Linked DNA regions of Homo sapiens: region 2 is linked to region 1. Evidence: read pairs that join two places in POLR2A ChIA-PET (ENCODE). Cell type or tissue: HepG2. All regions are shown on one strand.

What was found. Peaks named below come from ENCODE experiments on the same cell type or tissue, not always from the same donor. Only the 100,000 strongest peaks of a DNase experiment are listed, where the experiment ranks them.
Region 2: POLR2A ChIA-PET joins it to region 1 with 11 read pairs; 5 of 35 experiments call an interaction of 5 or more read pairs at or near these places.

What each region holds. Positions count from the first base shown.
Region 1 is chr21:38,785,243-38,790,242 of GRCh38, reverse strand. LOC107985480 (a long non-coding RNA gene) reads right to left here. Exons shown (of 3, transcript XR_001755102.2): 2 at 3,694-3,886; 3 at 1,105-2,591. Among named protein-coding and RNA genes, the nearest start is that of LINC00114, 14 kb to the right of the region's middle. RefSeq lists enhancers at 2,103-2,192, 1,907-3,106. In HepG2, no CTCF peak of the experiment used is centred here; DNase peaks (open chromatin) are centred at 1,562, 2,082 and 2,552; H3K4me3 peaks cover 758 bases.
Region 2 is chr21:38,915,089-38,920,088 of GRCh38, reverse strand. All of the region lies in intron 2 of ETS2-AS1 (ETS2 antisense RNA 1), which reads left to right. Among named protein-coding and RNA genes, the nearest start is that of ETS2-AS1, 21 kb to the left of the region's middle. RefSeq lists an enhancer at 4,668-5,000. In HepG2, no CTCF peak of the experiment used is centred here; DNase peaks (open chromatin) are centred at 998, 2,798 and 3,688.

The sequences.
Region 1 (5,000 bases):
CTGCGTTCTCTGAACTGACTCCTGGGTCTTATCTCCTGGGCGATAACGGTCAATTTTGCTTGACTGTTTCTCCCTCGTGATTCTACACTTCAGGTCTCAGAAGAATTCCCTTTCGCCAAGGCCTTGAGTATTGAGGGTGAAGGAAGCACTGAGACCTCTTAGAGGAGTCACCAGGAGGCTGATGGGAGAGACTGAGATTGAAACGAGCTCCACAAACTCAGGTGGCTGAGCATAGAACTCCCTTTTCACTCCCAGAGATGTCCAGAAGCAGCAGCAAGGCCTGGGTTGTGCTCCTGGCTACTTAAACCTGAGCTTTTCAGGACTAAAAGCCATAGGCAGCCACAAAGAGCACACCTGCTATGGATGGCTGGCGACACTCTGGTCTGGTGAATGGGCCTCACCTGTGCCACCAGGATTGAACCTGGAAGCCCCTCAACCAATCCTGATGTCCATGTCTGTTCACAGACCCCGAGACCCTTGAAGGACGTGTTGGTTCTCTTGTGGGAGGACCTCACTTCCAGCAGCCATGTGCATCTGAGCCTTCCAGCCAACCTCCTACAAAGGGAGGTCATTTATTTATGAGGTCATTTATCAGGAACTTATGCACTGGGGAATGAGTGTTCCTCAAACTTTTAGGGATCAACTGGACACAGATTCTCTGCTAACACCAATTGCGGGGCACTCAGTTACCCTGAAGCTCTGTTGGAGCAGAAGGGGCTGCCTTAAAGGGTCAGATAACAGAGTCATGTGACAACAGAAGCTGTGATGGAGCCCTGACTTTGCCACCTACCACGTGATCCTGTGCAGAGCTTCCTTTCTCCTGTCTCCATCTCTTCTATCACACCGAGGTGGTACACCTTGCTCTGTCCATTATACAGACACTGAAAGAACTTGCCCTCTCCCCTCCCTTCTCCTCCCTCCCATCCAAAAACAAGTGCCTGCTAAGGGCCAGGCCCAGTTCTAGGCAGCCTGGGATGCACTGATGAACATCATGGACAAATATCTCAGTCCTCATGGAGTTTATATGGGAGGGGAACACACATGGTAAACAATAAGCATAATTAATAAGTCAGGTACATAGGAACTGAAATGGCAGTAAGTACGAGATGGCTAAAAAGAGAGAAAACTGAACAAGGCAAGGGAGATCCAAATTCCAGAAAGTCCAAGGACCCTTCAAGATGATGGTTGTCAAAGTTTTTGGTTAGTGGTTATCAAACTTTTGGTCTCTGGATCCCTTTACACTCTTAAAAAGTTTTGAGGATCCCCAAAAGCCCTTGTGTATGTGATTTTACCAATTTTTGCCATATTAGAAATCAAAACTAAAAAACACTTAAAATATGTATTTAAAAGTAACAACAATAAACCTTTTACATAAAATCATGAGTAACATTTTTCAATGAAAAGTGACATATTCTAAAGCAAGAACAAAATAATTAATGGGAAGCATGGCATTGTTGTACATTTCTGCAAATGTTCTTCATTTCTGGTTTAATAGAAGGCAGCTGGCTTCTCCTATCCACCTCTGGATTCCATCCATTGTAGCATCACGTGTCAGGAAGCCTTTAGAAGATTCCATTGTTCAAGCATGAGAGAGTGAGAGTGAAAAAGGCAAACCATACTTGTGAAAGTAGTTTTGACCTCACAGATCCCCAGAAAGAGGCTCAGGGACCCCCGAGGGCCTCTGGACCACACATTGAGAACCATGGCTCTGGTGTGTTCCAGTCTCCTCGTCCTTTCAGATGAGACACTGTGGTCCTGAGTGGACAGTGAGTTCTGAGTTCTTACAGTTGGTCAGCAGCACAGACTGAGACCAGACCCACGACTTCCTACCTTAGCCAAGATTCTCTCCTCAGCTTGATGTGTGTTTGTTGCTTTATTATTTCAACACAAATCACATGTGCAGGTATTTAACTCTGCTTATAATGAAGGAGCAATTTTTAAAAGAAGAAAGGTACAAGCTCAGTGGCCATGGTGCGGCCACAGATAAGTCTTGCTGGCCTGCAAAGCCCGGCTGTTAACTGGCGTGTCTACGCCCCCATCCATCTCACTGGGCAGGGGCTTGCACAATGCTCCTTTGTGCTTTCTGAAAGGCCTGTGTGTTTCAGGTGTAGCCTTGTGTACTGTGAGAAGAGTCATTACAATAACAGTAAATATTCCTCTTTGATGAATGGAACGAAGGTGGTTTAAACTGAAGCTGCATCTTGACGGGAGGAGGGGAGGCAGTGAGCCGTGCAGGCCAGCCAGTCACACTTGGAAGAGCATCCACCCTTCTGCATGAGTGTCTTTGACTCACCTTGACCTTCAGTGCCGGGGTTGCCAGTTGAGTCTATGTTCTGGGAGGCATTGGTTGCCTTAGTCGTGAGCCAGCTAATGTGAGTGGGTCGGCTCTTCTGTTAGATGGAACTACAAATGGAAGCTACCAACTTTTAGTTTCTATTCCAAAAAAGGGCTGGCCCTTGGAGTGAGGGTGGCCTGAACAAACCGTGCCTTCCCTGAGCTCTCCAGGTGGTGTAGGCATGAGTCATTTAGATGTTATCAGGCGGGAGAAAGTCCTGAAAGGGACGCCAGTGAGTCACTGTGCCGGGCAAAGACTGGTGAGACACACAGAAACGAAGTCCAAAAAATCAATATGGTGCGCCTCCCCCAGGGGCCCAGAGGGGATTGTGCAAGCCACGATTCCACCTCCAGGAGGGGAGGGCTGGGCCGGGTGGGGGTGGGTGGGGGCAGATGGCTGCAGCCAGCCCTGGGAGCATGGAATCTGTGGGGATCTCTAAGCCGGAGCCCCAGCACCTGTCGCCTTAGCCTACTATTAACATGCCAATCTTTCACGGTGGTCTTCCTTTTAACATTTAAAAATGTAAAACCAGGTGCATGGGACAGGCTTGAGGGTCTTCTGGAATGGAGGAAAGGAACTGAGCTTTGCGAGAGAAGGCCAACAGGCTGCTCCTGGAACCAGGAAGGCCAGCTCCGGAGAGTTTAAAATTTATCCTTTTAATAGACAGCTCTAACTGAGAACCTATTTTTAAAAATTTTAGTTCCTCAATTTTTTTCAGATAATTTTGACGTCATAAAATAATTTGGTTGATAGAGTTTTTATGGCGGTTGTAAATGTGAATTATTACATACTTACCATGTTTATTGAGACTCTGGACTAAGTTTAAGAGAACTTTCATGTATTCAATACCGTACAGTTAGAAATTCATTTTCATGTTTCTTCTTTTCAAATGTTCAACTCTTTAATTGATCTTATTGATAAAACAGCGCTACAATTAAAAATAGGTGGCAAAAATCTTATGCTATAAATACTGTCTCATGTTAGGGCTTAATACTAATGCGAACTTAGACAAGTTGTCATTTTAAAATCCAAAAAAATATATAGACGAGAATTAGGGTATGTAAATTCCTTTACACCATACTTAATGCTGTTAGTAAATAAATCATTTAAAGAACCATATACATATTTCTCTTGAATTAACACTTGAATGCCCTTATCTCTCTCACAATAAGAATTTGCCATTCTTATTAGAAACATTCACTATCTGGTATAGAGATGTTAAGCTCTCTGTACTGGTTGGTAAGGGGGTGATGGTGCAAGGGAGTTTAGATGAAAAGCTTGGCTTTTATTTGTGTCTGACCAAGCTAGGGCCTTTCTTATCATGTATCATAAGAACCTGGATCCCTTGCTCCACCTACCATATTCATAAGAACATTCTAGATCTACCCAAATCAGGAGCATGCATTTTCTCTCTGTGGTGTCAAATGGGGACTGAGAAAGTACAGGCTTTTTAATGATCCGCACTCCTGGCTCCCCTTCACGTGGGTTCATTCAGCAGGTACGAGGTGCTCAGCAAATGTTTCTGAATGACTGCCAGCATCCAGAAACAGACTGCAGAAGGAAAAATAAGGTTTATTATAATGCCATTGCACCATGAATTTTAAAATAAAATTTCCAACTTGACAGACAACATTTAAACAAATTTTGTGGCCACTTTGTGGTAGTCTCGGACTTGTCAGGCCACACAGAAATTTCAGAAAAAAAAATTTAAAAAGTCAGTCAAGATACAGACACAGAGGCCAGAGCTCAGCAGTGTTCCCCTCTATTTCAGCCGAGGCCCTCACAGAAAAACATTTTGTAAGCTGCCCCCACTGACCCCCAGCCCAGAATCTGCAGCGCCCCTGCCTGGAGGGCCAAGAGGATATTATGCCCATAGCTTTTGTCCAAAACTGCCAAAGCTGGGATTAGAAACCAACAAAAACTTAATGTTAGGATGTAATCTTAAAAGACATAGTTGGCCAAAAAATGCAGCCACATTTGGACTGATAAACAGCACGCAGACCCATTATTTATTTATTATTTAATTTTGCAACTGGATATTTTAGTTTGTGTTACACTAGGGCATAATTCAATGCAACAGCAACCCATAGAATTAAAAGCTCATGCTATACAAAAAGTAAGTTTTGTTTTGGGTGTATTTTGACAGGCAGCCTAGCAGCATTGATCAAATTATGGCTCTGCTGTTCACAAGCTGTGTGACCTTGGGTGAGCTACTGACTCTCTCTGGGCCTCGGCTGTAATGTGGGGGCCACAGCACCTACCCCAGTTGTGTTGTGAGGATCATTAAGCCTCCTGACAATCTCTCTCTCTCTCTGTCTCTCAATCATCTGTCAATCACACAGGCTACAGACCAGGCCACATACACAATGCATCAGCACAATCTATGCTGGGAAAACAAATGCTGTCATTGACCACACTGCATCCATAAAGGATCAATTTGGTGTTTTTATGTAAAGTAAGATTGTTTTCTCCTCTAATTTGAGAATCTGTTAGAGTGATGGAAGTTTGAGAATCTAGAAACACAAAGTAAAAATGAAAAACAGTCGAAGCAGAAGATATAATTTCCTTGTTTCTGCGCTGCCCCACTGCTGTGTAGCGAAATAGAAATGACTTTTTAAAGTTCAGTTTAATACATCAGACAATCACAACCTATTATAGCAAGTGG
Region 2 (5,000 bases), 130 kb before region 1:
ATATTAATAGTGTTCCAGGGACCACATATTTTGTGCACCAATAACCTCAGTCTCTGTTTCCTACTCCACTCTCAGGGTTCCCGCTTTCTGTAATCCCAGCTTGGTCTTGATCTTTTGGTATAGGGAAAGGAAAGGAGAGAGGGTCCCAGGAAGGAAGAAACTGGTGGGATTTTCCATGGGAAGGTTTGAGAACTACTGTTGCATCAAGAGGGAGAGAGAAAGCAAGAGGGTGTCCCGGGAGAACGTGGCAGAATTTGTTTGGAGAGAAGATTATGAGAACTGAAATGTCAGATGCAGACAGACAAAGAAGAAAGGTGGGAAGAAGTTGAGCTGGGTGTGGGATGGAATCTTCCTCTGGCCTGTCCCGGCACCTTCAGTGGTGGCTTAATTTGCCCTTTGCTTTCCTCTTTGGCTGCTGTGTGTTTGGATTTTGAATCAAATACTATGCTATGGCTGGCTTCAGGGTGCCAGCGAACCAACCTGACTTAATGCAGGTTCGTGGGTAATATTGTCAACCATTTACCATATTCTTGTATTATTCACCCATAGATCTTCTCATTTGCTCTCCCTAGGAGGGAATATTGAAATTGGAACCACAACACTTGGGTATATCAGGTTGGAAAAGACAGTTCAACAGATGGCTGGTCACCTTGATTGAGTAGAATGCCACTGGAAGACCACAAATCTCTAAACCATAGTGAAGAATTGGCCAAGGGGAGCAAAATCCAATCAATTCAAGGGGTTCCCCTTTCCAGGGTCTTGGACAGCGAGGTGAGCGTGTGTTTCTAGCAGGTAAAGCTGACACGTGGCATCCAGGAGGTCTCCACTCAACTTGAAGAAATTGAATGAGTGCATTTTGTTTCCTGCTTATAATTTCCACTTAAAGCACCTCTGTAGTTGACCTCAAGGCCTGCTTTGATATCAATCTCCAAAGCACAAAAGGAATCATTTTGCACTTTTTTTCTTCAAGGGACTTACAAATGAAGGATCTGATAAGCACAGTTGATGATTAAACCTAATAAGCTGGCTGCTGGAGTGCTTTGATTTACTTTGGCAAAGGCTCTTTGAGCTTGGTGGAAAACAGAATCAGTTTGTTTGTTTTTGTTTGTCTCTGGCTTTTCTGTTGAAGACCTTGATTTAAGTCTTAAAAGCAGTGGTTTTTTGTTTTGTTTTTTGTTTTAAACCAGAAAGTTCTGCAGGTTGAGAGGACTGTCCTTGGCGTACCCTGCTGAGTGGTCTAAATGGAGTCTTCTGTGATCACCAGCCACCCTGGGAGTTCCTGGGTGATGGCACCAGCCAAGGACATTTGGGGAAATGGTTTATGTATGATGTAACTTTCAATACTTGTATTATTTCCTAATTGTGAAATTAGAATAGGTTAAAAAAAAGGGGTGCAGGAGAGGAAGAGGCGCCTTGAGGTGAAGCTATATTCAGTTTTGCCTTTCAATTTAGGTTGGATTTGGGTCCCTGGGCAAGACTGGCATATCCGTGTGCATATCAAACAGCCAGTGTTGACTTCTCTGATTCTTCTTTCATTATTTATTCATTGGTTCATTCACTTCACAAAGTTACCTGGTCCCAGGTTCAGCAGCAGCTCAGAGACTCATTTGGGAGCTTTTGGAGTCACCTTCATGGGCCACCATCCCCAACCCCAGAGACTGACTCAACCAGCCCAAATGCTTTTCGAATACAAAGTCTAACTTTCTTTTGTGATTTAGACATGGCTGGGAAAAAAATCAACCCGTATAGAAATATTTTCTTGTGGAAAACAAGAGTTCCCTGCCCTGGCCACCCCACCCCAGGCTAGCTTCACAGAAATCACCATTTTAAATTAAATCTTGTAACTATTTCTGCTTTTAGTTCTGCTGGCAATCCACCCCAGGTTGCTAAGTAATGTACGTGTACCGCTTCAAAAATACCCATTTTTGGCATTATCGGTAGATTTCTCCCATGAGAAACGAAGATTTGTTCCCTCCTCCCTCCTGCTAATATAGTGCTTAGGCTATTGCTATTTTGGTCTCTTAGGGGGCTGTTTTATAAGTTTAAATAACAAGCCTTTATTTGAAGCTTCTTTAACAGTGTCTCTTAGACCCTCAGGTTGAAAGAGAATGATGTTAGGCTGGGTGCAGTGGCTCACACCTGTAATCTCAGTACTTTGGGAGACCGAGATGGGTGGATGACCTGAGGTCAGGAGTTCGAGACCAGCCTGACCAACATGGAGAAACCCTGTCTCTACTAAAAATACAAAATTAGCTGGGTGTAGTGGCACGTGCCTGTAATCCCAGCTACTCAGGAGGCTGAGGCAGGAGAATTGCTTGAACCTGGGAGGCAGAGGTTGCGGTGAGCTGAGATCGCACCATTGCACTCCAGCCTGGGCAACAAGAGCAAAACTCCGTCTCAAAAAAAAAAAAGAATAATGTTAGTGCCCCTGCCCCCCAACTCTCCTCCACCCCCGGGGTGCAGGCTGGCTGGGGCTCCGGGTCAACTCTCCCTTCTCCCTCTGTAGAAGCCAGACGCTTCCCCTCTCTCCCCTCACCTAAAGAAGCCAGTTTGGGGCCAGTCACATACTGGATTATGGATCTTCAGAATCCCTGGTCTTTGGCATTTGGAAAGGCCTGGAATATGCCTTTTTAGCAGATGACTGTGATGCAGGTGGTCTGAGAATGTGCTCTACATCTTGTAAAACAGGTGACATGAAATGGCCGTTCTAGTCTATGCAATGGCAGCATGAACACAGAAAGCTGAAACGGGGGATCAGTTCTGCAGCCAAGAGACATTAAAGCTCAAAGGTATAATCGGAAGCTAGAATTCATTCATTCAACAAATATTGACTGAGCAAGCTCTTACTGTGTGTAATGCCTTTCTTCTCATAGTTTTTGCACCGCCACCCCCACCCCTTCTCAGTTGCTTTGCCAGATTTCGAACTCCAGGGGTATTTATTCAGTGTATTGTTTCAAGAAAAGGAAGGTCTTCACAAACAGGTGCAACAGGCCACAGCCTGCCCAGGCGGAGGCTTGCAAGCACCTCTGATAAAGCAGCAAAAAAACACGGGAGGACATTTTTTCTTTCAGATTTTCATATACAGATGTGGAAGAGATAAGGTTAGCTCCATTCTAAGTTCTCTGTGTTTGGTTAAAATAGGCTCAGTTCCTTCCCTCCCTCCCTCCCTTCCTTCCTTCCTTCCCTCCTTCCTTCTCTTCTTCCTTCTCTTCCTTCCTTCCCTCCTTCCCTCCTTCCTTCTCTTCTTCCTTCTCTTCCTTCCTTCCCTCCTTCCTTCTCTTCTTCCTTCTCTTCCTTCCTTCCCTCCTTCCTTTTCTTCCTTCCTTTCTTCCTTCTTCCTTCCTTTCTCTCCCCTCCCTTCCCTCCCTCCCTTCCTTCCTTTTTCTCTTCCTTTTCCCTCTCTCCTTCCATCCCTCTCTTCCCCCTTTTTTCTTTCCTCAATCCTTATTTCTAACTAAAAGGCCAATAAAACAAACAAACAAAAACACATAAATTTCAATAACCTTATAGGCATCCCTTCAATTAGGTCAATAAGTAACCAGATCATCATTTGATTTTTCTAAGGTACATAGAATTGTATTGTGGAAAAACAAATCCAAGGGCAAAGAGAATGCCTACTGTGGCTCATTGTTTTGCGGCAACATCTCATTTAATCTTTACAGCAAACCTACCAGGGAGGTGCCATTACTATTGTTTGTTTAGAGGTGGGGACATGAGTCTAGAAGGGTTTAATCAGCCTGAGGTCCTTTGGTGGGTAGATGACAGAAGCAGATTTGAACTCCTGGGCTCTTGATACTATAGTCAGCTGCCACTGATTGAAAATACCAATTCACACCTTCTAACAAGAATGCAAGATTGACTTGGCTGTGCAAAATATGCATTACATTGTGCCAATAAAGAGTTCACCTAAGTTGTCCAACCTAGCATTTTAAGTCACTTGACCTAAATACAATGCACCCAGTTAAACTGTCCTTGAAAATGACACATCTACCCTAGTTTGTGCCTGGTACTACAATGTCCATAGTAGCATTTAGGAAATGGTTTTAGTTACAAATCCCAGTTTTAGGAAAAATGAAGATGGATAAGCTTTCCAATGAAGGGCTCAGGACAAAGTTGAGGGTCCTGCTCGTTCTCTCTTCTGAAGTTGTTCCCTTCTGAGGGTGTGTTTTGTACAGCTGCTTCTGTTGCTCTGTGTCTTTTTGGCTTCAGATTTTTAAAATCTTCTCTTTAATCCCTGAAAACAAAAGGTAAGCGTATGTCTCTGTGCTTCGTAGCATGTGTCCAAATAATCACCGAGACAAGCAGCTTGCTCAAGCTGTGAGTGAAGAAGCCAGGCTGGTTTGTGTTGCCCTTGGTTTGGGGTTGGACAGTTTCTCTTTTAAACCTCTTCCTAGATGTTGGGATCCCAGGCAGCGATGGGGTCAGAGAAAGCTGCCTCTAAGAGTCAGGTTCTTCTCCACATCCAGACAATGACTGAAACAAATCTTTCTAGCTCCAAAGGCCAAGCTTTCAGAAACCAAGTTGTGCTGTATGTGAGCCCTTTCACGATGGGAGGAATGCCTGCTTCCAAGTAGGGGTTTGAGGAGGAAAGAGATTCAGCTCCGGACCAGCCATTTCTTTTTTGGAGGAAATATATGTGTGTGTGTGTGTGTGTGTATATATATATATATATATATATTTGTGTGTATATATATATGTGTACACACATACACACACATATAGAAATACAGGACATCAAAGCTCTTTCATTTGGGAAGAACTTTCCCTTTGCCATTCCATTAGCATAAAAACAAGCTCCCTGTTGGCTGTTAAGTTCATACTGTGTGTGAACTTTGAGATACAGAAGGATTCATCTGTGTGATGCATTACAGAGATCTTGCCTGGGAGTGAGGACTGTTGATATTGTAAAAATGCACCACTCCTAGAAGGGAGGAACAAAGGAACTCGGTCCAAGAGCCTCTCTGAGACCTCTTCTCCCTTCTCTGTCAGCACAGGAAAAG